Linked DNA regions of Homo sapiens: region 2 is linked to region 1. Evidence: read pairs that join two places in POLR2A ChIA-PET (ENCODE). Cell type or tissue: MCF 10A. All regions are shown on one strand. Each heading gives the region's core, and the rest is flanking DNA. Links, peaks and the distances in the headings are about the cores only.

Region 1 (16,609 bases), core at 3,542-11,541:
AACTCAACAAAAACATTACTGCAATGCACTTGCCCCTTTTTACAATGTAATATCTGATTCTTATATTGATTATTATCTTCATCTGAAAGGCACATATTAATAAAATTCTAAGTGAATTGCCTGCAATCTGCACACTCAGAGAAAAACTATGAGTTATTTGAATTTGTTCCAACCACAATCATAAAGCCCACACTTCTGCACAGTACTCGTTAATTCTCACATTTTGTAACAAAGGTAAGTCATTTTTAAAATGAGCAATTATGAATTAAACAAAAATAAATGTGGGGGAAATGTGCTTCAGTAAAAGACAGATCCAGAAGCCTTTTTTTTTTTTAAAATTATACTTTAACTTCTAGGGTACATGTGCACAATATGCAGGTTTGTTACATAGGTATACATGGGCCATTTTGGTTTGCTGCACCCATTAACTTGTCATTTATATTAGGTATATATCTCCTAATGCTATCTCTCCCTCTGCCCCCCCAAACTACGACAGGCCTGGGGGTGTGATGTTCCCCACCCTGTGTCCAAGTGTTCTCATTGTTCAGTTCCCACCTATGAGTGAGAACATGCAGTGTTTGGTTTTCTGTCCTTGTGACAGTTTGCTCAGAATGACGGTTTCCAGCTGCATCCATGTCCTTGCAAAGGACATGAACTCATCCTTTTCTGTGGCTGCATAGTATTCCATGGTGTATATGTGCCACATTTTCTTAATCCAGTCTATCACTGATGGACATTGGGGTTGGTTCCAAGTTTTTGCTATTGTGAATAGTGCCACAATGAACATACATGTGCATGTGTCTTTATAGTAGCATGATTTATAAGCCTTTGGGTGTATACCCAGTAATGGGATCGCTGGGTCAAATGGTATTTCTAGTTCTAGATCCTTGAGGAACCACCATACTGTCTTCCACAATGGTTGAACTAGTTTACACTCCCAACAATGTAAACGTGTTCCTATTTCTCCACATCCTCTCCAGCATCTGTTGTTTCCTGACTTTTTAACGATCGCCATTCTAACTGGCGTGAGATGGTATCTCATTGTGGTTTTGATTTGCACTTCTCTGATGACCAATAACGATGAGCATTTTTTCTTGTGTTTGTTGGCTGCATAAATGTCTTCTTTTGAGAACTGTCTGTTCATATCCTTTGCCCACTTTTTGATGGGGTTGTTTTTTTCTTGTAACTTTGTTTAAGTTTCTTGTAGATTCTGGATATTAGCCCTTTGTCAGATGGGTAGATTGCAAAAATTTTCTCCCATTCTGTAGGTTGCCTGTTCATTCTGATGACAGTGTCTTTCGCTGTGCAGAAGCTCTTTAATTAGATCCCATTTGTCTCTTTTGGCTTTTGTTGCCATTGCTTTTGATGTTTTAGTCATGAAGTCCTTGCCCATGCCTATGTCCTGAATGGTATTGCCTAGGTTTTCTTCTAGGGTTTTTATGGTTTCAGTCTAACATTTATGTCTTTAACTACATAAATGAGTAAAAAGAAAGGACTTTCATAGAAAGTTGCCTTAGAACGCACCACAGATATATACCAATACACATTCCTTCCTTCTCAGAACTGCTCTATTTCAGAACCAAAGCCACACCTAAAGCAGGTAACCAGGTGCTCCGTCAGAGTCTCCATAGTACATTTCAAACACCACCTCTGTATGGATTATTACATAAGCACTGACATGTAACATTTTGATCACTACATTTTTTAAATATCAATTTTCCTAGGTATTAATTAGATATGCTGATGCTATTAAAATGACACAATTAATAATGACTATAGATCTAATAAAATTGTTTCACTTTCTGATAGTCAACACATTGTCTGCAACAGACATTCAGTAACACCATGCTCTGAATACACCATTGGAATGACGACTTCACCTACAGAAAGGCTTATATTCCTACCCACAGTAGAAAGTAAAGCAATGGTATTTTCTAGTTTTTTCATTGAAGACAGTAATTTCTCAGTTAATTCTTTGCCTCTCCCCTACCTTTTTTTGAACTCTGCAGGTGCAAGCTCTGAGTCAGTGGTGCTGATGCAATGCCATATTAAGCTTTCATGAAGTGGAACAGTCCCAAACAAGGTATGAAAGAGAATCTAAGGCTGAATGAGTCCTGAAAGGATCATCTTCCCCTATGAAGAGCTTCCTTACCTTCTAGGAAAAAAGCTTAAACCAAGATCAAGATAAGCACTTGACTTCTTCTTTTTTTTCAGACAGAGTCTGTCTCTGTCACCCAGGCAGGAGTGCAGTGATGCGATCTCAGCTCACTGCCACAGCCTCTAAAGTAGCTGAGATTACAGGTGTGCACCACCACGCCCAGCTAATTTTTGTATTTTTAGTGAAGACTGGGTTTTACCATGTTGGTCAGGCTGGTGTTGAACTCCTGACCTCAAATGATCTGCCCACCTTGGCCTCCCAAAGTGTTGGGATTATAGGCTTGAGCCACCGTGCCTAACCGGTTAAGCACTTGACTTCTAAAGAAAGGAATTCATTCATTGAACAGGGAGTTTTCTAGTCCTAAAAGCAAGGTTCTTCACCAGGTACAAGAAACACAAATATAAATAAGACATGGTCCTGGCTGCTGGAGGTCACAGAACAGTGGATTTCACTCCAGTGCTGTCCCACTATAATTCTTACTATTCCCTACTCATCACATATGTCATGTAGATCCTTTCTTTGTATTTCCTTTCTCCTTCTCCTCTTTATTATTTTGTTATACTTCACAATATGATTGAGAGAGGACTTTTATCCTTTATACGAAAGCACCCTTGTCATCCCATGTTACCACAACATATTTAAATTTTACAAAATGTAAAGGCATATTTTATGCCTGATATGGGTGTTATTAAACCACTTTTTTACAACTATAAAGTACAACTTCATATAATCCCATAAAAGTAAGGTTTATTTAAAAAAAAACCTAAAAAGAGATAAATCCACTGAAAGTATAGTGGGGAAAAATGCCTTATACCTCCTCCTCAGTGTAACTTCAGATAGCATTTATTGGAGTCTCTTGATGAAGTGAGTGATAATATTCATGGGACATATCCAAAAAGGCACATAAAAGTTAAAATATGATTTTTAATCATCTACTGACACACTAGGAAAAATATATGTGCGTTACGCACCACTCTCTATTAGATATGTGAAGCCTATCCTGTTTTTCATGCAGAGATAATCATTTACTGGCATGACTGAGCTAGAGACAGAAAGCTTTCAATCCATACTAGCAATGTAGACCCTGGCGTGTCATAAGTTGCCTTGACCTGAGCCCCAGGGAAGTTGAATGGATACCACAAGTGTGAAGGAATAAAGGACAAGGTGAGACCATAGAGAATACACTGGATGGCTAGAAAAAACTAGCGAGCACATCCATTGCATGTAGAACTTTCGTTTTCAGGTCCTAGTTTTTAAAGAATAACAGTGAATAAGTCAATAGATGTTTCAAGCAAAATTTAGGCAATCTAGTTTAGAAATCAAAAAATCAAGCCATAAGGAATTGAGAAAACAATTTATTTGTGTTTTAGAAAGCATTAACATAATCAAATAATGGACATGGGAAATCCAGAGTTACTAAAACCAGGCTGTTGGTCACAGAAAAAAGTGCTGTGAAGATATAATAGGCTGTGAGCAATAAAACTGTAAAAATCAGATCAAGCTGGTAACCTGGACAAGTCAGATAATAGAAATTAACTGAGCATTAGATGGTCACAATAAATCCAGTATGCAAAGACTACAAATGCAAGCAAAAACAAAAAATTCTGCCTGCTGGGAACATTTATTAAAGAAGTTTACATTACATTAAAGAAGTTTAAATTTAATCTTTTACATGTAAAAAATTAAACATTTATGAAGTAAAGTCCATCATTTTATTTTTAGGACACAATTTTGTCTCCACTATATGGCACATTTTGGTTTATCAAATACATTCTCTCATGTTACTCAAACAATGCTTTCAAGCCGATAAAGGTCGGGGTAACAAAAGAACAACAGGTATGAAACAACAAAGCTTCATAAAAATACCAGTTTTTTTCTTATACGATCAATTGAAGTAGATGCTGGAATAAGAATAGGCTATCTTTCATTGGCACTAGGTATACAGAAGCAAGAAGGCAATGTTATAGAAGTAACCATATCAACCAACACACTTCAAAGATGTCTGAAATAGAAATTCAGTCCATGCACTATAAACAGACTTATTCTAGATGGTTTTATCCATGAATTCGTGTCCAATATCCCTGATATTAATGACTTCCAAAATTATCACTCCAGAACAGAGCTCTCTCCCAAACCCCACACCCACATATCTCAACCCTCTCCTGGACTTTTCCACCTGAATATAACACCTAGTGTCATCAACTCAACACATTCACATTGAATTAATTATCTCCTCCCACTCACTCATCTTTACTTCTCTCAAACTTTGCTTCCTTTCTATATACCTTCCTTGTTAATGGCAACACCATATACTTAGTCTCTAAAGCCAGTAAGCCTTTCTAGTCTACTTCCTGTTTTTCCTTCTCACTTTCATCTACTCCTGTATTAGTGTAGAACTACATCAATGCTACTTCCAGTTTTATCCCTGCACAGGGGCTATCCAAGTGATCTTTCTAAAATTCAAATATGATGTTATTTCAGTGCTTCTAATTATTTAAAGGTTGCCTATGACCTACAGGATAAAATTAAAATTTCTTAATTTATTATGATATCTGGTTTTTCCTAAATGTTATGCTTCATCTTTCACAACTCACAGACAGGCACCTGTCATTTTGAAAGAGTAAATATTTTCTTTGCTATATGCATAGCATTTTATAGCTCTAAGCTGCCAGAAGTCTCATTGCCTTTTATTCTGCCTAGTGAATTTCTGTTCATTCTGTGGGATGAAACCCGACTCATTCATGTACTTTTCAGAGTCAGAGGAAAAGAGCTATTACTTCCTCTCCAATGATGCTCTCTCTCTCTGTTTTTATTTTTCAATCTATCTGTGTCTCTTACACACGTAAACACACACACACACACACACACACTGTCTCCTTTTCTAAACAGATAGACATGTACATATACATACATACATGTATCTAATATTGCACTAGCAAGCTGTATTACACTAATTTGTTTGCACATCTTTCTCCTCCACTAGTGTCTGGACTTCTCAAGAGCTGAACCAAGTTTATATATATATATTTTTCTAATGCCTGCTATATGGCTTAATATGTACCAGTGGCAAAATTAGTGTTTGCTGGATGGATGAATGAATGAGTCTCCAAGAAAATATGTATAAACTTAAACATTACAGAACTGTTCATAATAGCAATATATTGGAAATAGCATACATATTCATCAACAGAAAATGGATACTCAGCAATTGAGTATTATAGAAATAGTGCTACATCTATTAGCATGGGCAAACTTGAAAGTCATAGCATTAGTCAAAACAAAGCAAGTTATAGAAATATAAAACAGGTAGATTGAAAATATACATAATATTCACATCTGTCAAATTTAGGTATTGATAACATAAGTGTTAACGTTTTAATTAACATTATTCTTATACACTTTTGGGTATATTTAAGTATTTCCTAACATAAACCTTTTAAAGACCTGGACATAAAAATATAACAAAGTGATAATATCAAAGGCTACAGACATAACTTGAAAGGAAGAACCTCACTTCTTCCCAAGCCCATGATATACATGCATGGACCCAAATAGAATTAAGTTTAAATGATGTATCATTTGACCATCTAAAGTATATTTCCAAGGAAGTCTGTGATTCTCCACAGTGAAGAAAGATCTTTGATATAAATTGTTCTTTACTGAAGCTTTTTTGGATATTGCTATCAATGCTTGTTTTACTCATGAAAAATCAGAAATAGTACATATATATGTGTTGAGAGAAGAGCCTCAAAAGAAAAAAAATCAACCTCAGCTAACCATGTACTAATACCATAGATTGAAAAAACCTAGAGATGAAAAGATTCCCCCTTTTCAAAAGTCCCTGTAATTAGAACAAGTTGAGGAGAAAAACACAAGGGTCTCAGTCAAATGAAGAAAAAAAAATAAAACTTTGTGATGGTTCTGAGGTGATCGATCTTGGAAAAATGTTTTTGCTTATTTGAGGCTAACGAGCAAGGAAACATATAAAAGTTTGTACATGTTTTTGTACAGTCTATATTACCAAAGTATTAGAAAGTTAAAGTCTTTTCATAATAGATAATAAATTTTCATATATTTTCATTTAAAACATGTTGTAATTTTAGTGATTGGCTCACCACACAATAGGAGCTCACCACACAATAGGAGAATGAAGGGAAGGGAAACTACCTTCACTTAGTAGCCATTATGTGCTAAGGATGTAATTCTCATGACAGTTTATAAACACTAGTATTACTACCTCCATTTTGCGATAGCTGAAAATAAAGCCCAGAGAGTTAGATGTGATTTTTAAAGTTAAAATTGAATTTAAAACCAAACCCTCTTTACTTTAAAGACCACGTTTCTTTTGATACTACACCCCACTTCATATTTGAGTCCCCTTCCCCACACACTAGGCTTCTATCTTCTCTTGTGGAAAGATAAGGATCTAAAGCTTCATAGTATACTGATTGGTAATGGTAACAGGCCTGGAGAATGGGTTACAAACGAGACACAGCTATCTCCTCTCTCTGTTAAAACTTTACATAAATGCACAGGTAAGGTATGAAATATGCTTTAATATTAAACACACGTGTAAGCCTTTATTATACACCAAGCTTAAATGTTCATTTGTTTTTAGAATATAAGTAATAATTACTAAGAAAATAAACTTAAGACCAATACGATAAATATTATGGGTTACGATGCAAATAATCTAAGATGTTTACAGCTGTTTGCTGCATTATTCATAACAGTAAAACTCAGGGAACTATCTAAATGTCCAATAGTCAAGAACTGAATAAATAAAATTTAGTATATCCATAGCACTCAATACTATAGAGTCATTAGAAGTCTGTTTTGGAAGAAAGCATTTTATGAAGAAGCACGTACATGGTGTAGAGCTGCTAAATACAAATAGTATATACAAGGCAAAAGAATTGTTTAAATATTTAGATCTATGTATAAATATAAAACAGTACAAGGTCAAACATCAAATTGTTTACCTTATTTCACTTTGGTTGGGATTAAGGTTCTTTCCCTCCCTCTCTATTGTCCAAGTTTTCTAAGTTTTTGCAGTAAGGATGTATTACTGACACCAAGAAAAATATCAGTAGTCAGGCTGCCCTCTCAGGTATTGACAAAGCTCACTGCAGGCCAGGGAAGCTTTGCTTACTTAGTAACTTAGGCTTTGGGCATGGGTTGTGAGGGCCAGAATAGCCTGAGGTGGGAAGATGAGGTAGAAACAGAGAGAGAGGGAGACTGGGACGGTGGATAAAGGCCTGAGAGAAAAAAATCCCTTTCATCTAAGTGCCTCGGCCTTCCCTATCTCCCCTCTCAAAGTCAGGTTGTTCCAAAGGAGGGAGAGGCAATAAGGAATTCATCCAGGGAACAACATAATACACATCTATGAACAAGTGCTGATGTCATCCTGAGAAGGCATACATCTTAAGTATAAAAATAAAGTTTCCATAAAGTTGGTCCCTCATGTGTAAGTCACTTCTTAATTTATTTATGCTTATAAGAACTACTCTACTCTGATACTGTATTAGTATCAAAAGCAACCAAGAAGTATATTCTTTTAGTTATGCTAAGTTGTAGCTTAATAATCAACTGATTTATCATTTCTAAATTGTTTAAATATTCACATGCAATGCCTAACATAGAATACATTAACACATAACACTTATTGAATATTTGCAATATACTGGGCACTGTGCTATGCTCTTTACATGGATTGGCTAGCTTGATTACACTATGCAAAAGGTTTTTTTTTGAGAAGTGTTAAATATTCTTTATTTGGTATTACACATAAACCACACTAAAATGCCTTTCAATAAGTAAAAGGCATCATTTTAGATATGGGAAATTCTACTTAGATCAGCATAGTTAAGATCAAAAATATAAAGTAGACATCGCTATGAAAGGTTACTTTTATTATTATCATTTAAATCACATCAATGAACAGATTGAGATTCAGAAATGAGACCAAGCTCACAATCAGCAAGTCTCAGAGCTGGAATTTAAATCCTGGAATTCTTACTTTAGAAAGGCCTGTGCATTTTCACTACTCTGTACCATGAAAATAATGACAACTTTTAGGAAGGAGGGAAGGAACCCTTAAGTGGAGTAGCAGAGGCTAGCAAAAGAGGACAAGCTGGACAATAACAAATAAGAAATGAGATATGGAAAGGACTATAGTATGAGTGAAGCCATGAAATGTGCTGGCATCACTCAGGAAGCACTCAGGGCCGTAAGTGAGCAAGTTGTACTCCCGGGTTGCATGAGCTGTGGGGATGGTGGAGCTATTTCCTTGCCCCACCCCTTGGAACTTCTCCATGTCCTGGTTTCCTGAAAATTACGAACCCTGTTTCAAGGAGGAGGAAATACACCCGGGGGAAAACCCTATTGAGCCCTAGGATAATGTTTGATGGGAGTGTTTCTAAGACTTGATAATATGATTGGAGAAGTGGTGAAAGGAAATTCGTTGGTCACTTTGTACTTTATGACAAGTAAGTATGAATATTCTGAGTTACTAAATTGCCCATTTATCCTGTTTTATATCATGGTATCTGTCATTAAAAGTGTTGCAATAGACACTCTAAAGTTACAACTGTGAAGGTTCATTCGTCATGCTGGAAGGGATGGCTTAGTGGCCAAAAATGCCAGCTTTCACCACCGTGACACTGCATCCAGAGCTTGACATGCAAGTGGCATTGACTCAGCAGCTCATTTCCTGAATATAGTTTCAGAGTTTACTCAGATGGGTGGAGGGTAATGTGGACAATGTCTAAAAAAACTTGCCTATCCTGCTGAATAATGAAGATTCCTAGAATTTTACAGACTTAGGATAGCCTACAGTTTCCTTAAAGCAGATACGAGAAAGCCCAATGATCTCCAACATGATCTTAGAATTGATACTGGCTAGCTTTCCCTTCTTTATCAGTAGCTTGTGCAAAGCTGATTTAGCCTTTCCCTAAACTGCTCCTCCCCTTTCAACCATCCAGTACTCTTACTGTTCTTTAGATGTAATAGTCTCCTTACTCTTTCTTCACCTTTCCCATAATTTCTTTTTTTCTTTTTTCTTTTTTTTTTTTTTCTGAGACAGAGTCTTGCTCTGTTGCCCAGGCTGGAGTGCAGTGGTGTGATCTCGGCTCACTGCAACCTCCGCCTCCCGGGTTCAAGTGATTCTCCTGCCTCAGCCTCTTGAGTAGCTGGGATTACAGGCACCCACCACCACACCTGGCTAATTTTTGTATTTTTAGTAGAGACAGGGTTTCACCATGTTGGACAGGCTGGTCTCAAACTCCTGACCACAGGTGATCCACCCACCTGAGCCTCCCAAAGTGCTAGGATTACAGATGTAAGCCACTGCACCCGGCCACCTTTCCCATCATTTCTTAATCTTAACATTTACACCTAAATCACTCCATTCATACACTTAATGACATGAACTACTCTTTCATGAATAAATATTTCACTTTTTATTGCTTTAGCAACTACTTTATGATGACAAACTGGAATAATTTGGTAGTTCCCAAAAATAATGCTACAGTGTGTAAATCCAACAACTAGAATAATTCCATCTTAAAAAATTAGATTATATCGGCTAAATATGTATCAATTTGAAAAAGTTCTTATTGTAGTTATAATCTCAAAATCAACACAGCTCACATTTACTGGGCAACCACTATGTGTTAGATATTGTTCTAAGCACTTACCTAGCAAGCTTAAAAAAAAATACCACGCCTTTACCTGCTGTAGTCTAATGAAGATAACAACTATAAACAGGTACTATGTGCTATAACCATGGTACATTAAAGTACTCTAGAAACTTGTTAACTCTCTCTGTGAACTCAGAGATTTGGCTTTGAGTAGGGACTTGAAGCTACTTACTTCTAATTGCATAGTGTGACAGGGTCTGATTCTGCAGATCTAAGCTTCTAACTGAGTCTAAATCTCAATTTTGGGGGCAATTTTAAAAAGGTGAGTGATATATAAGCCAGTAGGAGTAGTACTATGAGAAACTGGAGGGATGACATTAATATTAAATAAGCTAATATTCATGTCTCAGGATCTTCACACAGGATTTCCTCTTTTACTTTCTTCAAGCTTGTGTCAAGATTTCATTACCACATTCTTCACTCTCATCTCTCAGACATTATCATTCTTTCTGATATATATCACGCAATCCTCCTCCTTCTACCCTGAGTTCTCCTAGATGAGGTTGTTTCCATATATGCTGACATTCTCATTATGACAGTGATCTAGCCCTCCCCGTTCTGGCTACCTCTGCCATTAGATCACTATTTCCTTTAAATACCCACTGCTATTTGTATTTGTTTAGTTCCCACACACAATGCATGATATGGTCATTCTGGCAATACTTTATTCCTATTGTCTGGTTATATGGGATTTATTTTTTATATTCACTCACATTCTTTCTATAATTTATAAATGCCTACATGTTTTATCCCTAACTTCTCCAGGTGATTATTAATTAACTGGAAATGTAGCAATCTTTAGTTGTTTCTTATAAATTCTCAATTTTCTTCCCCTAAATTTCCCATTGGCTAAATATTTATTTCTTCAAGAAGACTGCAGAACTACATACAAATCTGTCTTCTACATTCAACATACTTTTGTATTTAGTAAGAGGCATTAAAGGTGAAATAAAAAAGCAAGGAACAGGACTTCTTCCCACTGTCTTTGTTTAAAATGTCTTCTAACTAGTATTAGCATGGTGTATGGCCAACTTGGCTACATCTGAAGTAGCTGCTCACCTGACTGGCGCCCTCTGGTGGTAAGAAAATACCCTCAGCGGGATGCTTGTGGGACAGCCTCAACACCCACCACACCTAAAGCTTGAGTACCTCCTGGCTCCTGTCTTGTTTATTTTATATAGGCTTGAGTCTTCCTTGTCCTTCTGTTCCTTTATTTTCCTTTTCTTTTTCTTTTCCTGTCTTCTTTTTAAATATCTGTACTCAAGGCTGATTTAGGCCTTTACAAAGAAAGCTAGAGAGGATAAACTCAAGGAGGACAACAGTGTTGGCATTATGGCATAAGCTTTGACTTAGTTACAAGAGAATATCAGTGTTTCTTGCAAGTGGATTGTGATCACCCATGTGCCATTTGTCATAATAATAAAACAAACCACGAGTAGGAAGGCATGATGAGAGATTTTCCTCCACTAGAATAAAATACTCATTCAATATAATATTTGATAAATGTTATCTAAGGACAATAGTCAAATATTCTGTACAAGCTGTTAACATTAGTCAAATAATACCTTTTAAGGATAATGTAAACTTCATTCTTCCTAAGGTTAGAAACGGACAAAGATGAGCATTCAAATTCCTCTTTATTCAACAAATTCTGTGTCTTGTGTGTGAACAGAAGTGTCTCTAAAAAGAAGTCAGTATAATACTTATCTGCCATGAAGGTATCAGTGGCTGAAGCAGTATTTCACTTAATGCTGATCTGTGGTCTGAAAAAGTTTACTAACTCTCTAAACATGCCTGACTTCTGTCAATGCAGTTCAAAAATTTGCATTTGATATCACCCAAATGTAATTTTTTGGAAAAACAGGCAATGTGGTATGGTTATCTGTACCAGCTTACTGATTTTTTTTCTGGGAAAAAGAACATTTCTATTTTTACTCTATGAGGAGCCAACTACTGTTCCTGCAGTCATGTATATGTTCTAGGTTCCAGAAAAGGGCCTATAGAAGAATCAGATATTTTATTAAATTTGATTGAAACTATGTGTTCAAATACAAAACAAATTAGAGCAAAATCTAGACCCATTAAATGAAATTGCAATACCTCTCCTCTCTGTTTCTACTTTTACACCTCTAAAGTCAGTTTTTGACACAACTGCAGACATGAGGTCTGATATGTTTTTAAAGGTGTGATCAGTCCTTTAAAACCTAAGTCAGACCATGTTGATCTGCTGTCAGCCATTCTTGGCTTATATCAAAATCCTAACCATGGCCGACAACGTCCTTCATGAGTTAACCCTGGCTACCTTCCCAACAACATTTCTTACTAGTATCCTCATAATTTATTAATATTTTATTAAAATCAGAGTAATATAATAAGCCGTCAAAGACCTGTGTTCTGGAATACATCAAGCATGCTCCTGCCTAAGGACTTTGGTATCTGCTGTTTCCTCTGCTCGGGATGCTCTTCCCCCAGGAATGGTTCTTGATTTGTGCCTTTACTTCATACAGATCTGCTTCTGTCGGTATCTCCATGGGAAACAGAATCCACCCCATATAGTAATGAAATAATTTTTACAGCGATATATTCAGGCTAAGATAAAAACAAAAGCTGTTGCAGCTCTTAGAGATTAGAAACTGGAGGAAGCTTGTACCATTCCTAGGTCTGTAGGGGTGAGGAAATGGTGTTACTGCAGCCCAGTGAGAGCCTTAGCTGTCGGGGAAAGGATGCTGAGCAAAAGCTATCGATGCAGGAGGAAGAGAAAGACAGTAGAAGTGGAAAAGAGTAGAGAAGAAACACCATGACTTGACATTTCTCTTCTTCTCCTTCAGATATCCTACTAGTGCCAAACCTTGCTGGGAGCCAGTGTCAGAGGAACACAGGTGAGGCCATCTTCATTAGTCAGCCTCTCAGGGCCAGACCAGGGCAGGGAAGGGCAGACACTGGGGCTGGTGGACAAATGGAGAATGGCCAGGACAAGAACTCTACTCAAAAGGTCACCTCCCAAGAAAGATCTTCACCAATCAATCAATCTAAAACAGTATCCCCAAAACACTATTCCTTCATCCAGTTTCATTATAGCACTTATCATTATCTGGCATTATATTTTACTGTTTATTTGCTCTCTCTCCCACTAAGATGTAAGTTCTACGAGGGCTGGCATTTCATCATTTGTATCCATTGCTGTATTCCTAAAATTTAAAACAGATACTGCTGCATAGGAAGGGTCCAATATTTATTGAATAAATAATATTCAATTGAATGAATTTAGTATTCAATTGAATGAATTTAGTACTATCTTTGCTATTCAAAAGTACACGTTTAATTAAAATCAGAGTAAATGATAAACTCTCAAATATCTGTAAGTGAATTATCCATACACAAGCCCCATATTCCAGCCTTTTCTATGTTCTAAAATATCTTTCTTGTTAACTTACCCTGTAGGAAAACACAAACAAATTTAAAGAAATTTAATCTTATGAAATATAATAAGTATACATATACATATATTCCATAAAGCTTTCTTTTGTATATTAAAATAGAGAATTAAAGAGTCTCATCATTGAAGGAAGTATTAAAACACAATGAACCCAACCTAGTACTCAGTAGACAGACATTCTCTGCAATGGTCCTTTAAATGGTAGGGAGTAAAGAAAGAATGTGATTCCTTCCCCAAAGAACATATGCTCAAAATAATTACAACTGTTTACATGCATTTTTAGCTATGTTGTTTAATTTATTGAAATATTTTGATAATGTTGAAAGGGGATTTTTTTTTTGTCAACCAAAATGGGGCAAAATCCAATAAACGTTGACAAATAATGCTCTATGAAATGCCACTTATGTTTTTATCTATTTTGCTAATCACTGTAGTGATAAGGAACTTACTATCTCAAGAACTGGTGACTTTGAGGCAGCTTTTATTATTATAAAAGTTTGGGCTTGGGTTTTTTCTTTATGTTAAAAAAAAAGTTGTTGTATCTCTTTAGGTCATACTTTCTTCCAGACCAAACATCCTCAGTTCATCAGACCAAATTTCATATGTCATCTTTTTTGGAAAGATTCTTATCCTAGATACTCTCCTTTGGACATGGTCTCATCCATCAACTTTTCCCCTAAAGTCTAGACTTCAGAACATAATTCTTCAGCCTGGCTGTGTTTAGGGCAGCATAGTGACTATCTTTTCCCCTCACCTGAACATTCTATGTTCCTTGATACAACTTGAAAATACAAGTTTTATTGTTCTCCATAGCTACAATGTATTATTTACCTGCACCAACCTTTTTCCGTAAATGCTGTTAAACCATGTTCGTCAAAGCAATTAGCAAAGTGCACATTGTTCTTGTGCTTAATCTGTCATCCCAAAAGCTGTTTGGGTTTTCCATAATGAAGTAACAAATGCTAACATAGGCACAATGGACTGATATAATGATTGCCAAGAGACAGAATCCAATCAACAGAAGTTAGTCATACATAAAGCTAACTCTCTCAAAAAGCTTTCAAACATGTCAGCATTTAGGGCAGGAATTATTCTGCTGATGACATTCCAAAAAATAACAGTCACTAAGGACTTACCTGCAGCAACTATGATAATATCTGCCAGCTGCGTATGAATCTTCAGTTGCTCTTTGGGGGTGTATCTGTGAGCTATTGTCACAGTTGCATCACCTGGAATACAGAAGAATTTCTATCAGTGATTACTGAACTTTTAAAAATTTTATAAATGCTCTAAATCCAGAAGAGTTTCACTTATTTCCTAAGAATAGAAAGGCTACTTTGACATGACTAAATCACTTTGAGCACAAAAGCTATACAAGAAAACCAAGAGGAACCAAAATATTGTACCCTTCAATTAAATGAAAGGAAAATCAATGAGACCAAATTAGGGTAAGTGCCGATCATCACAGGAGAGCTATAAGTAGAGTCCCTGAAATACAGAATTTGAAAATTCTGTGTTGACTGCTTAATACATTAGTATACAGGATACTCATTGTCTTCATAATGACAAGCAAACAAATAATAAAAGCAATAAGGTAAGTGAACAAAAAATGGGACAATATATTGTGGGAGCATAACTGAGAGATTAATTCTGTCTTGAGAAGGTGTCTAGGAGGGATTCCTAAAGGAGGAAATACATTTTTTTAGGTCTTAATGCATGAGCAGAAGTGTTCTAATCAGGTAAGGAAGAAAAAGGCATTCCAAGCTAAAAGAATAGCAGGAAAAAACTAACCAACTTTGAAAGTGGGTATTTGGAAAATAGCAAAATTTTTTTGTCACAGGTTATGGTACATCACAGGAAGATTTTATATGAAAGCCTTAAGGGAGGGTTGAAAGAACAAGAGAGGCAAGAGATTCCAATATTTAAAGTGTGAGCCATGAAAGGAGAGTGAGGGAAAGTTGGTGATAAAGTGCAGTCAAGAGGATTTCTGGTAAGAATACGGCTAAGACTGCATCTTGTCTTCTCCTGGAAGATGTGCAAATGTTACACAGTTAACCAAAACAACAAAAGTTACATGATCACCATTTTTAGAAAAACTGGAAGACCTAATTTCTACAGACTCCAAAAACATGTTAAGAGTTACCAAAAGCAGCAATTAGTAGATACCATACAGGGAGAAAGGCAGCAAAGAAATGCGGAGAATGACAACATGGCCGGCAGCGGCAGATCTCTGAAATTGACTGCAAAAATACACTTCTGTGAAAAGTTTATCCCAAAGTGCAAAAAAATATAGCTTTCCTAATTGGGGCAGTGAGAATAGAAATAAAGGCAGAAGAGCCTTCCGGGACCCAGTATAGTTTAGAGTGGGTGGGAACACACTTACATAGAGGGGCTATTTTAGAAGAAAGCAATCTGACTCTGTGAAAGTAATAAAGGAGTCAGAAGGCTGCACAGGACCTCCTCTAACCCCCAGCAGAAGTGTCCTGTAAACAGTAGATCTAAAAAATCCAACTCATTCAATGATGAGTAATAAAAATGGATGTGACACAGCATCAATAAAAGGATATTATGCAAGAGCAAACCCAGGGGAATTTGGGGAGTGATGAAGCTGTTCTGATTCTAGTGGTGTTAGACTAATTAACTTAATAGATGACTACATGCATTTGTCTAAATTAATGAAACTGCACACCAAAAAGAGTAAATTTTACCATATGCAAATTTTTAAAAATTCAATAGAAAGATACATTTAAAAAGTGTCAGAACCAAAACAAAAGGCAAAACAAAGGCAAAAAAAATTTAAGAACTTAGCAATGTACCAATAAACTCAACAAAAAATGTCATGGAAAAGTTGAACATTATGACCAAATATTATACAAAAATATTTATTTATTTTTATTTGTTTTTAAGTTTTATTTTAAGTTCAAGGGTACATGTGCAGGTTTGCTATATAGGTAAGCTCATGTCACGAGGGTTTATTGTACAGATTATTTCATCACTTAAGTATGAAGCCTAGTACCCATTAATTAGTTTTCCTAATTCCCTCCCTCCTCCCAACCTCCACCCACCGGTAAGCTTCAGTGTCTGTTGTTCCCCTCTCTGTGTCCATTTGCCCTCATCATTTAGCTCCTACTTATAAGTGAGAGCATGCAGTATTTGGATTTCTGTTCCTGTATTAATTTGCTAAAGATAATGGCCTCCAGCTCCATGTTCCTGTAAAGGATGTGATCTCATTCTTTTTTATAGCTGCATAGTATTCCATGGTGTGTGTATGTGTGTGTGTGTATGTAGTGTGTGTGTATATATACACACACACAC
Region 2 (16,609 bases), core at 3,399-11,398, 51 kb before region 1:
ACTCCATCTCAAAAAAAAAAAAAAAAAAAAAAAAAAAAAAAAGAAAAGGAAAAATAAATGTAAGACAGGAAGCTAATCTTACAGAGGCATCCAATCTAGTTAGGAACAACTAAGTAAAAGTGCAACGCAGTATAGCATTAAGAGCAAAATGAGTAAGGCAAATTAAACCTGTAAGGAGAGTCAGGAGAAGATGGGAATAAGCATGAGTGCTTTAAAGTTGATTCATATGAGAGTTGGGCAAAGAGAACAGACTACACTGGAAGAGAGTTTAGGCCAGAAAAGTAATGAGGAGGATGGTGGTAACTGAAGCGTGAAGTTGTATACTTCTGGGTTAATACTTTCGTGGGAATGGAGAGAAAACGTGAGCAATGTACCCTCGCGCGTACACACACACACACACACACAGTCTTTCACCAGGCATTATGCTTGGCAATTCACCTACATTAACTAGCTTATGTAAGGTGATTATTTCATTTAATCTTCACAACAACTTTATAAGATGGAAATTATTATCACAATCTTTCAGATGATATAATTGAGTCTCAGAGTGGTGAAATGATTTACTTAAGATCATAATTGTTTTAAGCAGTAGAGTTGGGATTCAAACCCAAGTTAGCTTGACTCCAAAGCATAGTCTTTTATGAAAGGTTGGACATAATACAAAAAGAGCAGGGAGTGAAAGATGAATCCAAACTTTCAAATACAAAGCATTAAAAGAAAACATAGAAAGCTGCTTACAAAGCACTCCAGGGGTTTTCACCTCATCTCTAGTAGTTTCTTAGGATAATGATACTGAGCTTCTATGTAATTCCAAACCCTTTCCTGACCTTATGCTTGACTATTGGGTTGGAATTTTGAGGAATGGTTTCGCCAGATGGAGTCTCAAATTAAAAGGTCCCTTTATAGGGGAGATTTCCTGCCTGGTGGAGATTCTTTTGAAAAATTCAAAATAAGGCACCAGATATTTGGGGAAAATTCACAATTGTATACAATATCATACTTCCTTCTTTCAACAGCCCATGTTGGGTCTGCTATTGAGTGCATAAAACCTTTTGTAATGTTGCCTCCTTTCCTTTGATTCTTTGTTCCCTCTACCAGGAAAGAGCCCCTTCCTCTCTTTTGCCCATTATCTACCCTAAATACACATACTTGAGTAAAATTCATTGAACCTTTAAGATTCATCTCAAGAGGATTCCAGAACTGGCACCTCCACTCTTGCTTATTCCAAAATCCTTTGAGTCACACTTGATTGATTCTTCTCTTTCCCTCATATCTACTTGTTTAACCAATCATTCCAACTCTCCTTTAAAATTATATCTACCATCTAACCACCTCTTAACATCTTCACCCATTACAACCTGGTCCACGCCCCATCAGTTCTTACTTGGATAATTACAATAGCCTCTTAACAGGTATCCCTATTTACACCTTTACCTCTATACGGCCTATGTGTCATTCAGTAGCCAGAGTGACACTGTTAAAATACAAGTCAAATGTGATTTCTTTGCCCCACATCCTCCAATGGATTTCCACTGCGTTAGAGTATAATCCAAATATCCTTCCTTGGTCTATAAGATGGGATTGCTGCTACCTCTTTGACTTTATTCTCTATCACTCACTTCCTTACTTACTGTTTCAGTTACAATGGCCCCCTTGCAGCTCATAAAAACCGCCAGCCAGGCCCCCCTCAAGGTCTTGCATTTGCTGCTCCACTTGCCTGGAATGCTGCTCCCTCATCTGTCCACGACTCCCTTCTTCATTTATTCAGGTTAGCATAAGCCTTCCCTGACCACCTTTTCTAAGAAACTCCATGCCACCATTCTCTAGCCCTCTTATCTTGTTTTATTTTTGTATCACTAAGACACTGCCTTGTTATATAGATATGTATTTGTTTATTATCTGTCTCCTATAACCAAAATGGAAGCTACTGGTGAGTAAGTACTTTGTCTTTTTAGGTCACTGTTGTATCCCAAGTGACTATAAAAATGCCTGACACATAGCAGATGCTCAATAGCATTGAACAACTAAATGAATGAACCTAATTTGAAGAATCTGAAGGGCTACACTAAAAACAGTAATAATCAAGAGACTGAAAATAAGCCAGTGAAGATAGAGATATAAAAAATGAAAGTCACAAAAGGGACCTGACACAATTTTCAAAATTGTATAACATGGTCAAAAAGTATCAAATCTATATCAATGATTGAATAATAAACAGTTTAGTTAGAATTAAAGACATTTAGGTGAGGTTGTATTACCTGCACAAATGTTATTGCAAATCTGTGTATCTAAGATCCATGGAAAGCTCAGGGTAAGATCTGAGCCAAGATATGTCTTCAGTGACACTAGGATTTCACCAAAACCTCAGAAAAAAGTTAGTAAGTGGAGCATGCTTTGAAACCAATTAGAAAGCAATCAGACAATGACGAGATTGTCCCCTGAGGTTTTTCAGAACAAAATGAATTCTGGATAGGTAAGCTGAATGATATGTGGATGTTAGATAAATAAATATCTTTCTTTTCTACCCTAAGTAAGAGATTAGTCTTCAAGTTCTTATGTAAAGGGTAGATTATTATTTACCAAAGTGTAGCCTCCCATTCAGAGACTATGGATTCCACATCCCTTGTACTCCACACATGACTATATTCAGGTCAGTAGAAAGCTAGCAGATGTGATGCATGCACCTTCTAGTTCAATTTTATTAAAGATGGATTTTATTGTTCTGGGCTCTCTCTTTCACTTTTCCTTAGAAGAGAACATAAATGAGGAGGCAATTCAACTTCAACCATGTGGATAAGGACAACACTCAGGTGGAACGGTGTTATGGGATGAATTGTGTCCCCTCTAAATTCAGATGTTGAAGTCTTAACCCCAGTACCTCAGAATGACTGTTTCAGGAGACAAAGTCTTTAAAAATAAAATTAAGTTAAAATGAGGTTATTAGCATAGGGTCTAATCCAACCTTCTAAGAAGAGGAAATTTGGACATGGACACATACAGAGGTAAGACAATGAGAAGACACAGGGAGAAAATGGCCATCTACCTGGCAAGGTTGACTCAGCAGAAACATCCTTATCAATCCCCTGATCCTGGACTTCCAGCCTCCAGAATTGTAAGAAGTAAATTTCTGTTTAAACCATTCTGTCTGTGGTACTTTGTTATGGCATTTCTGGAAAACTAATATAAACAGTGGGATAGGAGAAAACAGTATCCCTGAATGAAGCATAGCTGCCTAACTCCATTGACTGTCTCCCTAATTCCAGACTTTTATGGGAAAGAGCCAAATTATCTTATTTTTTGAGACAGAGTCTCACTGTGTCGCCTAGGCTAGAGTGCAGTGGCACGATCTCGGCTCACTGCAACCTCTGCCTCCCAGGTTCAAGCAATTCTCCTTCATCAGCCTCCTGAGTAGCTGGGATTACAGGAGTGCACCACCACACCTAGCGAATTTTTGTATTTTTAGTAGAGACGGGGTTTCACCACATTGGCCAGACTGGTCCTGAACTCCTGACCTCAAGTGATCCACACTCCTCGGTCTCCCAACATGCTGGGATTACAGGTGTGAGCCACCATGCCTGGCTAGCCAAATTATCTTGAGTCATTGCATTTTGGTTCCCCTTTGTTATAGTCCTTCACCTATACTCAAGTATAATACTTAAAAGGAAAAAATGGAAACAACCTAAGAGTTTCACAATAGAAAAAGGATGAACCAAATAATGATACATGCACTGAACATAACCACAAACCAGAATTTCAGCATGGCAAATCAGTAAAACAAGTTTAAGTGCATAAGTCACATATATTCCTCAAACTATATAGTTGATGCATACATAAAATATCTGGAAGCAACTCTAGTACAAAATACAATGATAATGTCAGTTGCGCTAGAGGAGTAGACATTCTTTTCCATAAAGTGTGACTTCTTTATTTTTTGTAATTTAAACCAGTTTCATCAACAATATAATGTACCTTTACATTAGACTTATCACCTTTACAAAGACTTACCACTTTAAATTTTACTATCCAATTATGTTAAGACAGTAGAGAGAGGAAAGTCACTCTTAAACATTAACCTCATTTATTTTTACTTTAACAAAAATGCCTACACATCATTTCTCTTTCCTGTCTCTTTCATTTCTTTACAACACCAATTCTTTCCTGTCTGTTTCATTCCTTGTTTTAGTATAAACCAATAAGTGGAAAGGCATTGTCAGAGTTGGAATACAGGGAGGAGAGATGGCAGGCAACAGGGAATAGACACTCCAGTTCTTATTCCACCTCAATCCCTGCAGGAAGCATCATAAAATTGAAGCAAAGCTACTAAAGCTTCAAAAGGGTAGAGAAATGTCTTTGCGTTAGCTATGAGAAGTAAATGAGGCCCAAGAATTCACCCATAAGAGCATGGTTAATTGAATTAACAGCATGGAAGTCATTAATTAGACTGTTTAGCTGATCAAATCCATTTGATGAATTAAGAACGGTATAATTAAGAGTTTTTGAGTCTAGGACTACATACTGTTTTCCAATGTGTTATTTACAAGAAGCTATTTACTACTCATGGCACATAATCTCATTTCTATCTTTTGAGAATAAAGCCTTCTTTGTCAGAAATGTATGAAGTTTCTTTCTAAGCTACAATAGAAAATGGTTTAAAAAAATTGCCTGTGAAAGTAGGTATACCTAAGTGTAAAAAAGTAATAATCTATATAGCAAACATAAACTTATAAATGAATAATTATTTGCTGCATGATTATTAGTAATGAAAAATAATTCTTAGACATGCAAAATAATGTTATCACAGATGGTTTTAAATACTGTTTCTTCTTTTAATGACATAAGTTAGGAGGGAGGAAGTATGTTCAAGTAATAGAAGAGGAATGTTAAGCATTTGTCAGAAGCTGGACATATTGATGAACTGTCAAGTTCTGTAACTGGAAATCAATACAAAACAAAATAGCACTTCAATTTAGTAATAACTTTAAGGTCCTATTTATTTCCCAAAACATCCAGAGAGGCATGGCATTGCAGGAAAGGCCTAACTTCAATGTATGTTGAGGAAAAGAACATAATGGTTGGCAAGGTGCTTAGCAAACATTACCTTCCACAGTGAACAACCTACCTAGACAGTAATAGTAACAGTGAGAAACTGTAACCAAACAACTGAATAATCATGTAGAAGTGATTATGGCATTGGATATGAATTTGAACTATATGATCACTAATTTCATGAGATTTAATTAGACACAGAGAAAAATACAAGCAGTGCTCAGTTTTCACAGTAGTGTAAGACCACAAAGATGACTGTTGAAACAGTGCAAAGCAATTTTAGTAGTCAATGGGAGAAATTATATTTGTTTAGTGACCTTTAAAAATTTTTTGTCAAAACATTAAAAGTTCTCTTACTGTGGTCTATAAATGTATAGGGGATTAAAAATAGTAGTAAAATTAATATTACTGATAATAGTAAAACAAATATTACTATTTACTAGTAGTAAAATTAATAGTAAAACTACTACTAACTACTAGCAAAATTAAACTAATATTTAAAAAAACGAATGCAATTTAAAATTTTGGAAACATTGAGAACTGAAGTGTTTTATTTCTCTGTAAACATTTTGCAAAGAATAGTTTGAATGGTGCTTGCCTTCTTTTGGTCATACAACTGATGATTAGGAGCAAACATCTTTTTTTAAGTCTTTTTTTAAATTATACTTTAAGTTTTAGGGTACATGTGCTCAACGTGCAGTCTTGTTACATATGTATACATGTGCCATGTGGGTGTGCTGCACCCATTAACTCGTCATTTACAGTAGGTATATCTCGTAATGCTATCCCTCCCCCATCCCCCTCACCCCACAACAGGCCCCGGTGTGTGATGTTTCCCTTCCTGTGTCCAAGTGTTCTCATTGTTCAGTTCCCACCTATGAATGAGAACATGCAGTGTTTGGTTTTTTGTCCTTGCGATAGTTTGCTGAGAATGATGGTTTCCAGATTCATCCATGTCCCTACAAAGGACATGAAGTCATCCTTTTTTATGGCTGCATAGTATTCAATGGTGTATATGTGCCACATTTTCTTAATCCAGTCTAACATTGATGGACATTTGGGTTGGTTCCAAGTCTTTGCTATTGTGAATAGTACTGAAATAAACATACGTGTGCATGTGTCTTTATAGCAGCATGATTTATAGTCCTTTGGGTATATACCCAGCAATGGCATGGCTGGGTCAATTGGTATTTCTAGTTCTAGATCCCTGAGGAATCGCCACACTGACTTCCACAATGGTTGAACTAGTTTACAGTCCCACCGTGTAAAAGTGTTCCTATTTCTCCATATCCTCTCCAGCACCTGTTGTTTCCTGATTTTTAGAGCTTCTGCACAGCAAAAGAAACTCCCATCAGAGTGAACAGGCAATGTACAGAATGGGAGAAAATTTTTGCATCTACTTATATGATAAAGGGCTAATATCCAGAATCTACAAAGAACTCAAACAAATTTACAAGAAAAAAAAAAACAAACAACCCCATCAACAAGTGGGCGAAGGATATTAACGGACACTTCTCAAAAGAAGACATTTATGCAGCCAAAAGACACATGAATAAATGCTCATCATCACTGGCCATCAGAGAAATGCAAATCAAAACCACAATGAGATACCATCTCACACCAGTTAGAAGGAGCAAGCATCTTTTCTATGCCTTGGTGAACTGGCAGATTCCTTTCTAAGTATGAATCAGCTTCCAACATTTTATCCTTTGCCCTTTCAATGGCATGAAATATCACTGCAGATTCCTTTAATGTGAAGTTTTTTACATCCTCTGGGACATTGTCATCCTTTCTGTCACAGCCATTTTGTTTATTTATGTGGATAAATCATTCCCATCAATGTTACCTACTTTTAACGGGGTCATCCAGTTTTCTTTACTAATGAAACAAAGATTTCTGCAAGGACGATTTACTTCAACGATTGATTTTATCTACATCTGTTTTGTTTATCTTGGCTATAGTTATAGTGAAACTTTTCACCGATACTCACAAAGCAGCCACCACACTTTCCCTGTGGCAATTTGAAGCCAAATGTTACTTATGAGTTTTGTGGCATAACCCATCTTAAAATTCCTCCCTCTCAGTTGGGGGATCATCCTTCACCTCAGGTTAAGTCCTGATGAACAACTTGAAGAGCAACATGTCAAAACCTATCACTTGCCTGCTCCTGTGGGTGGCTGAGTCATGGCCTCACTGGCAAAGCCTTCTTTACCAAGTCCAGGTCCTCATTAGTACTCTTGCTCCATGAATCAGCAGGCTGGCAAGCTAGATACAACTAATCATATGGGTGTCTTTTATGAGAGGATTAGAAAAGCTCGACCTTCCAGGTGAAAGTTTCTGTGCTTTTACACGATCATTTGGTAATGCTCTGTTGGATGTCCAAGATATGCCAAACAGTAGAGCTGAATGGAGCCACTAATATAATTGCTATCATTTAACTGATATCACTGACAGCTAGTGAGGTGGCAAAACTATAGGGCAACAGGCTAGGTCTCCCAGCCCTGTTCATCTCATATCTTTGTCTCTTTTCCATCTCCTTTTAAAATTTTTATATATACTTAGATACACAGAACTACAATTTGATTTAATAATCATTAACAAGTTAGACTTCATGTGACATGAAGTGAGTATATGTGCTACTAAGCATATACACCCACCAAAAATGCTCATGTAAAAATTGCTTTCAGAATACTTTTTACTTTCAGTAAAAAACATTCTTACTTAAAAAAGAAGAAAGCATGGAAGTGACATGAGACCAAAAAAATACTCTATGAGAGAAGAGTCTTGTAAAATGTGCTGGACTGAACTGCTGGGTAAGCTTGCCTTACAGGCAGTCAAGGCTGTGAACTGCAAACATCCCTGCTTTTCTTGCCTCAAGCTGGTTATCTCATGTTGTCAGTGCCATCTGGGTGCATCACAAATGTGGTAATTTTGCAATGAATGCATAACTATAATGTTATCAAGAAACAGAATGACAGTAAAGAAAATAAATAAGCCAGGTTTTAAAATAAAATGCACTTTACTCTTTCAAGTTGAGAAATTCAAATAAGTTACTCATATCTGGCCTAAGTGATTGAACATGGAAGATTAAATAAATAAATGAGGTCATTCCCTAGTGATTTCAGCATGTACACAACACACACACAGACATATGTATATACGTACAGATAGACATGTTCATGTCAAGAGCCAGCCTTGCTAGAATAGAGTTCCAACCATGTCAGAGACCCTGTGTATTAGAGCCAATGAGGGCAGCAGTGTTTTCTTTGGTACGGTACATCTGTACTTTGCTCTTATTTACACCATTTTGTCTCTAGAACGCATTGTTGCACATATGTGTCCTTACAGTTTTCTTTTTCTTTTAGGCTCAAATGGCTTACTTGGATCTGGTCCCTGATGTATCTTAGAATCTCACATATATAGGGCCAGTACCCTAGGACACTTCTAACTATCTGCATTTTCTATTTTATTCAACAATATGCTAGAACTTGGGTAAACCATCACCTGATGACCAGGTTCTAAGTGAAAAAACAAAATCTAAATTATTTTTAAAATGGCATCACCTATTCTTTTCAGTTTCTCTGTAAGAAGGACACACCTATAACTAACAAAGTTCTTGATGTGGCACTGTATTTTTTGGCCAGAATAATCACTCTTATACAAAAAATATTTCTAACATAAAAATGTCACCACTTAACTTTACTATATTCATGCCTTCATAGACATCTAAGACTCCTAGGCACACTGAAAATCTGAATGCAGGTAAATATATGACAAAGATAACGGAAGTAAAATCAGATTAGAGGGTCAGGCATCTAGAAGTACTGGGGCCCAGTTTCCCCTATTGTAAAGAGAAGACTGGGTTAGAATTTTTTTTTTACTACTACATATTTGTTGCCTTGTATCTTTCATCGACCACAAAAACTTTAGCTTAGTTCCTTTTCTTTATTCTCTCTAAAACACAAGTGAAAAACACTGACTTCAACTATCTAGATAACTACCTAGATCTGAAATGTAGTTAGGGTTGGCAGACACACCCTAAGGTGCCTTCTGGCTCTAAGAGTGAATGGCTGAGCATAGAGCATATTTGACTAAGCGTAGAGTAAGATGTCAACTCCCAAAATTCAAAACTATGCCCAGGTCTATAAAAGGCCAGCTGTATTCTATCAATAAAAACTGTACTATAAGAAATTTGATCCCTAAACCAAATATTAATGATACAATTAGAAGAGAGGGAGAAAAGGAAGAAAGGAAGGATGAAAGGGAGGGAAAGAGAGAGGAAGGGAGAAAGTAAATATTTAAGTCTGATTAAAATCTTTTCCCTCAGAAGAAAGAGGTGATGATTAATAAGTTAATAATTCCTCCATAAATGAAACTTCTCTATTTTTAAAATACGTAAGGTGGAATTTTTTTATCTTCTTCACCTATCAAAAGATATTGGTTTATTACCTTCGAAGTCCACATCTCCAACTAATTTTGTCTTTCCTGTCACTGGATCGTGGACATAGTTGATACCCACATCAATTACAGCAGCACCTTCTTTAACCATATCAGACGTAATCAACTTTGGAATACCTGAAAACAAAAAGAGTTGTTTGTCCTTCAGCATAACAAAGGTGTACATATCTGTTTTGGTAGGCTTTAAAAATACACACACACACACACACACACACACGTATGTGTAATACATTGTTCCTTAAAAAACAGGCCATTGATGATTTCTGATCCGAGAGAATAACAAAGATGATTAAGGCAGCACATCAGGACTTCTGAGGATGAAATCCTGCAGGAGCTAGCCTCTCACTTCAGAGATGGCTCACCTGACATCACAGGGATACCTGCTTGAGCAGCATCCTTTTGTATGTCACATACTATGAATGGCATGGGGAGACTGCGGACATGAGACAGGCTCCTGCTGAGGTGTGGTGGAGTGGAGCACAGTGAAAGCAACTTGGAAATCGGAAGGAGGGAAAGAAAAAAGGGAGGAAGGGAGGGAGGAAGGGAGAGAGATAGAAAGGAAGGGAGGGGGAAAGAAAGAATGAAGATAATAATAATTCATATTCCCCAGGGTTGTCATAAACAGTAAAGTGCCATACTCATAATGGCATCTCATCAACTCCAAATGTGCAGTGCTAAGTGCTACCTTGAGCTTTCTTTTTATTTTTTCTTGGTTTCTTTGAATCACGATGTCCGTATATGATTCTGAAAGGTGTCATGTATAGTAAGCTCTCCTCACTATTGGTCTTATGCAACATTATACAGAGATCTTATGCAACCATCTATTTCCTGCAATTATTTTCAAATTTTGTTTCAAATACAACAGTACCAGCTAACAATGGTTAATGTTCCAGTTTTTTAAAAAAAAAAAACATTGAACAATCCAATCACAAATTTAATAGATTAAAGCAACAATTTATTATTATGTCTTATGGTTCTGTGGGTTGACTGAGTTCATCTGGATGCATCTGGCTTAGGATCTTTCATGTAATTGGAGTCAGATAGTGTCTGAAGCTAGAGTCATCTAAAGACATGACCAGGCTAAAAGGACTCACTCACATGGTTGCAGTGGATGCTTGTGATTGGCTGGGAGCATAGCTAAGGCTGTCAACTGGAACACATATGCATGAACTCTTCATGGGGCTTGGTTTCTCACAGCTTGGCAGCTGGCTTCCAAGAGTGAGTGTTCCAGGAGACAAGAAGTATTAGTTACCAGCCTCTTAATGCTTGGACTGGGAAACCAGCATAATGTCACTTCTGTCATATACTATTGGTCAAGAAGTAACACAGTCCACTCAGATCACGAGGAGGAACAGAGACTCCACTTCTCAATGGGAGGAGAATCAAAGACTCTGTGATCATCTTTATTATTCTATCACAATGCTTCTAGTGGACATGGTGTCGGTAGGTGATGTTCTCACATTCGTATTCTAGATCTCTTGCAGGAAAAGCCTATCCACTGCATTGTTAGAGACATTCTAGCACCTGTACTATCCATTTAAGCATTACGGGTGGCTTAAATGTCACCTTGTAACATGATTTTTACTGCTAGCAAGAGTTTAAAGGCTATAAACAAATGGTCAGTGTCAACATAGATATAGCTGTAGGATAGCTTCCTTAGTCTCATAATGATGTAACAGAAGAGTCACCAATGTTTGAGATATATTTTTCCCTTGCTTTCCTATCCTGTGATATAGAACTTATCTTTTTTATTGGTTCTGACATAGGTACTATGCATTGCTCCAGATAGTCATAAAATCCTGTTTCTTCTTGGCATCCAATAGAAAAAGAAGACATACATTGAGTATAGCTGCAGAAAAAAGTTCAAGATAAAAATATTCATAAAATAGTTATTACAGTCCAGCTACTATGCTAATGGCAAAGATCCCAATCTCCCTCTGATTATTATAACATCTCAGAGAATATTAAATGGCAATGAACAAATGGCAAAATTTTCAAAATAGAGGAAAGTGTGAGCTTGATTTTAATTCCCAGGAAAATTACAAAATGGAAAAAAACTTTAAATATTTGTCTGTTTTGGATAATGACGCTTTATATATCCACTGTAGAAAATTTGGAAAATATATAAAAATTTAACATGAAAATAAAAATCACTGTTATCTTACTATCCAAAGAAAATAAGTATTAGTATTTTTAGTGTATTTCTTTCTCGGATTTCAAAATATTTATATATTAAATATAAAATATGAAACCTGTATTTCCTTAATGTTGTGTCTCACTATGTATCTTACCACTCTGTCATTAAATTAAAATGTGAGCATTTTCCCATTTCATTTGAAAATTAGGAGCCATATGAACTAATTAATTGTATGGATTACCATAAAAATGTATTCATTCCTGCAGTGTTTCTAATATTTTGCTATTATAAATAATACAGTGATGGTCATTTGTGTTCAGAAAACGATAGGTAATTTCTTAATTACAGCATCAAATTTTAGAAAACTTTTCACTGAACTGTTATGAATGGAAAAATGTAGGTTAGATGAAAGCATCTATTGGTAGAGTCATAGGTAGCTAAATAACATATTAGAAAACTGTCGACCAATGCATTTGTAAGGTCTATTGAGGTCTTCTGTGAAAAGCATTTGTCAATACCATGTTCAAATTTTTAATGAATAATTTGGAAGGACACATTGGCATTGTGATGGTTTTATCTTTGTTCTCCTCCAGATGCATTTTCACCTTTTTTCTGCTTTACTCTAGGCCAGCGGTGGGACTGATCCTTACAAAGGTCTTGTGTGCTTCTTATCTCTCTTGGAACCACGTCATGGCCATGAAAACAAGCTCAAGCTAGCCTACTGAAGGATACAAGAACCATAGAGGAAAGCTGAGTCACTTTAGCTGAGGCCATAATAGACTGATCAGCCCCCTGCCAACAACCAGTGATGGCAGATGCTTGATCGGGCCCCAGAAAGTTCATCAGAAATGAGTGAGTCAAGGTCACAATAACTGATCAGCTGAACCATGGACTCAGGAAAAATTTTTTTTAAAGGTAGTTGTTTGTTTTGTTTTTTAACATACCAGTAGCTACATAGCCCATATTGCAAATGACATCAAATTGGACAGAATGGTTACTGGGTTGTAATTTTGGAATGACGGATTCTAAGTATCAAGAAGAATCTGAATGGGAACAAATGTATAATTCTCATGAAGTGCTGTACTTGATTAAAAACTCAATACAAAACTAAGATGGTCTCCAGATACAAGGATGTAATATTTTCCAATATATTTTTAGCAAACTCTCTGGAATAGTTGGTTGTACTTCGGAGGCTGGTCTAGGGAAGAATGGTTAGAATCAGTCTAGAAATCATGTCAAATTCTTATCACTTGCTATCAAACTAGCTGGTTCAATTCCTTATTAGTGATCTGCAATAAGATAAAATCTTGTGCTACAACATAAAGCAACTATCTCAATAAACACAGTTTAATTCAGCTAACTTTATTTTTTTTTGTAGCAAGAATTTTTCAGTGAAATAAGTGGTGTGTTGATTTATAGTTTGGTGCAAGCTCCCTATCTTCTTGCAGACCTATAACATATGTGCAGAGGGTAAGAAATAGTCACAGACCATCACCAGTGCACTGACCACACAGTGAAACCCTCTGCACTAGAGGAATGGTTAAATGAACCTAGGCTACCTATCTCAGAAACAAACAAACAAACAAACAAACAAACAAATGCATACACCTAAAAACAAAACGAGAAAACCCCAATAACTATAGTAGTTTCTTCAATATGTTAAACTGCAAATCAGGAAGATTTTACTCTATATGGTTTTGGAGAGAAGAAAGGAAAAAACACAAAGGGAGGGAGTATCTTTTAGCTCAGTATAAAGAATATTCTAAGGATAATATAATATACCACAAAGAGAAACTGTATATTGTCCTTATTCCTTATTAGCAATATTCAAAATAAAGAAGGGATTGAACTGGGAAGGTTAGTTGTAGGAGGACAAATCCCCAGATGACCTTGGCTGCCCCAGCTCTTTCCCCTGCCACTTAACAGTGACTTTCTCTTTATCCCATTGTAGTTCTAGAATGGGGCATCCTAGTAACTACAATGGGGCATCTTGAGATAAAGAGAAAGTGTTGGGTACAACCTAGGCTATGTCCTCCTCCCTCTTAGAACGGGATGTTCCTCAGTGCTTCAGCTCAGCAATTCAAGTGGTATCTAGGGTGTATTGAGTTCCCTCAGCTGTGTCACAATGGGGCAAGCACAGATAAGACTCCATTCGCCCTCAGCAGTTTCCTGAGCCTTGGGAAGCTGGCTCACCAAGGATTCTAGGCTTCTGTTTATTCTTGCTGCATATCTGTGAAAAAAAAAAAAAAATCTGCTTTGGCTGATTTGTGTGAGTGTTCTGTCTCACCATTCTTATGCAAGCAATAGAGGTACTGGGACCCATTTTGCTCCTCCATGCTGTCCTCATGGTGTTTGGACTGCAGAAGCATCTAGGTCTTCTCTAAGCTTCTGCCAGACTTACAAACTTCTGTATTAGTTATGCCTTTCAATTCTATGATTTAAACATTCTCCTTTGTCCTTTCAAATTAAAAAAAAAATCCTCTTTCTTTCCCCAAGTAATTCATTTCTGAAGTTGTGTTGACCTTTGACTCTATCATTCATTCTACTTAAGAAGATAATTATATAAATTATATTTAATGGTTGGAATTATGACAAACATACAAAATCTCTATTTTAGTTACGCTAAATACACTAAGTAGTCTACTTACACTGCTGTCTTGCAGAGGCAAATGATCGGAAGCATATAGTTGCTCAATCAGTGTATTTTTATAGATATTGGAAAGAAAGTTCTTAGACTTGATGTGTTTAATTCCCCAAGTATACAAATGCAATATAAATTCTTGTCATTGGATAAAACAGAATCAAAATCGATTTAAATATTAGATAAATAAAAGACATATACCATTAGGATGCACAGTCCGGATATTTTTCTTTTTGTTAGAGTTGAAAATGAATGATTTCAAGTGAATTATTCCTATGAGCTTTACTTTTTCTGTTGTTGCTATCATAATTCCATAGAACCAATCCTTAATTTTTATACATAATTTGAGGGCTCAAGCATTATATGTGAGAACCAAAACCATCTATGCTCACATAGCTTATATATTAAAAGCTGTAATATTAACATTATTTTATTATTCAGCTGTCCTCATCTACATAACTTTCTTACTCCAGGAAACTCTTGCTCAGAAAGATGAAAGATGAAAGTGATTTTGTCGCATGAACTTAAGAAAAACTCATTTAATGAATATCAAATCTTTTGATGTTTCAGTAGGTAGCATCAAACAGCTGATTCTGTAGAATGTTTTGAAACCCTTGCTTCAAAACCCTCTCTTTGTATCCACCAATCCTAAACTTTCATATTATAATCATCCAATTCTAAGCAAGCCTCCATAAGGCATGTTAAAAGACTTGCTTTGCAATACCACTCAGGACATAGGCATGGACAAAGACTTACAATGAAATCACCAAAAGCAATTGCAACAAAAGCTAAAAACGACAAATGGGATGTAAATAAACTAAAGTGCTTCTGCACAGCAAAAGAAACTATCATCAGAGTGAACAGGCAACATACAGAATAGGAGAAAATTTTTGCAATCTACCATATGACAAAGGTCTAATATCCAGAATTTACAAGGAATTTTAAAAAATTTACAAGAAAAGAACAAACAACCCCATCAAAAAGTGGGCAAAGGATATGAACAGGTGCTCCTCAAAAGAAGACATTTATGTGGCCAACATACACATAAAAAAAAAAAGCTCAACATCACTGATCATTAGAGAAACGCAAATCAAAAGCAGAATGAGATACCATCTCACACCAGGCAGAAAGGCAATTACTAAAAAGTCAAGAAGCAACATGCTGGTGAGGCAGTGGAGAAATAGGAACCCTTTTATATTATTAGTGGGAATATAAATTAGTTCAACCATTGTGGAAGACAGTGTGGTGATTCCTCAAGGATCTAGAATCAGAAATACCATTTGACCCAGCAATCCCATTACTGGGTATATATCCAAGGGATTATAAATCATTCTATCATAAAGACACATGCACACATATATTTATCGCAGCGCTATTTACAATAACAAAGACTTGGAACCAAACCAAATGCCCATCAATGATGGACTGGATAAAGAAAATGTGGTAAATATACACTGTGGAATACTATGCAGCCACAAAAGGGAACGAGATCATGTCCTTTGCAGGGACATGGATGAAGCTGGAAGCCATTATCCTCAGCAAACTAGCACAGGAACAGAAAACCAAACACCGCATGTTCTCATTCATAAGTGGGAGTTGAACAATGAGAACACATGGACACAGGAAAGGCAACAACAGACATTGGGGCCTGTTGGGGGTGGGGTGAGCATCAGGACAAATAGCTAACCTATGCAGGGCTTAAAACCTAGGTGATGCGTTGATAGGTGCAGCAAACCACCATGGCATACGGATACCTATGTAATAAACCTGCACATTCTGCACATGTATCCTGGAACTTAAAGTAGAAAAATTAAAAAATAAAGACTTGCTTTGAAACAAACTCTAACATCTTATAAATATTTCAACTTTGCCCCCACACCCTAACATGTTACTAAGTTTAACTGGCTCTCCAGGAGAAAAACTATCTCTGATGTGTAGAATTTGATGATTTCTACAACATAAATAGTCCTACCATGGCTGACTTCAAGCTACTAATGTGACCTCACTGAACATGGATTGGGGAAGAGATGCTCAGAATCAATCTCACAGGCTGGTGGAGCAAGCTTCAGCATACCACTGCTACTAAGGCTCTGTCAATGCAGTTCTCACCCATGCTACAGTAACCATAAACTAAGATTTGTCATATCATTGAATTGTTTCGGTGATATTTTTGGGGAACCAGCATTCAATAATCTTAAAGATCCACAAAGATCTAGTCAAGAACTTCTGTTGTAAATGATCCAAGACTTGAGTCAAAAAGCAGGAGTGCCTTGTGGCATTTTGAACTTCCTGCTAGGATAAGGAGTTGTTGGTCTCTCCTACTGTTA

Evidence for each region. Peaks named below come from ENCODE experiments on the same cell type or tissue, not always from the same donor. Only the 100,000 strongest peaks of a DNase experiment are listed, where the experiment ranks them.
Region 2: POLR2A ChIA-PET joins it to region 1 with 10 read pairs; 2 of 35 experiments call an interaction of 5 or more read pairs at or near these places.

Annotation. Positions count from the first base shown.
Region 1 is chr4:74,223,216-74,239,824 of GRCh38, reverse strand. MTHFD2L (methylenetetrahydrofolate dehydrogenase (NADP+ dependent) 2 like) reads right to left here. Exons shown (of 8, transcript NM_001144978.3): 6 at 14,431-14,523. Among named protein-coding and RNA genes, the nearest start is that of MTHFD2L, 73 kb to the right of the region's middle. RefSeq lists a silencer at 10,958-11,027. In MCF 10A, for the core only: a CTCF peak has its summit at 10,955 (motif pointing left); DNase peaks (open chromatin) are centred at 8,474, 8,804 and 10,934.
Region 2 is chr4:74,274,437-74,291,045 of GRCh38, reverse strand. It overlaps MTHFD2L (methylenetetrahydrofolate dehydrogenase (NADP+ dependent) 2 like), which reads right to left. Exons shown (of 8, transcript NM_001144978.3): 7 at 9,496-9,621. LOC105377276 (a long non-coding RNA gene) reads left to right here. Exons shown (of 3, transcript NR_188415.1): 3 at 12,268-12,752. Among named protein-coding and RNA genes, the nearest start is that of EPGN, 26 kb to the left of the region's middle. In MCF 10A, for the core only: no CTCF peak of the experiment used is centred there; a DNase peak (open chromatin) is centred at 7,255.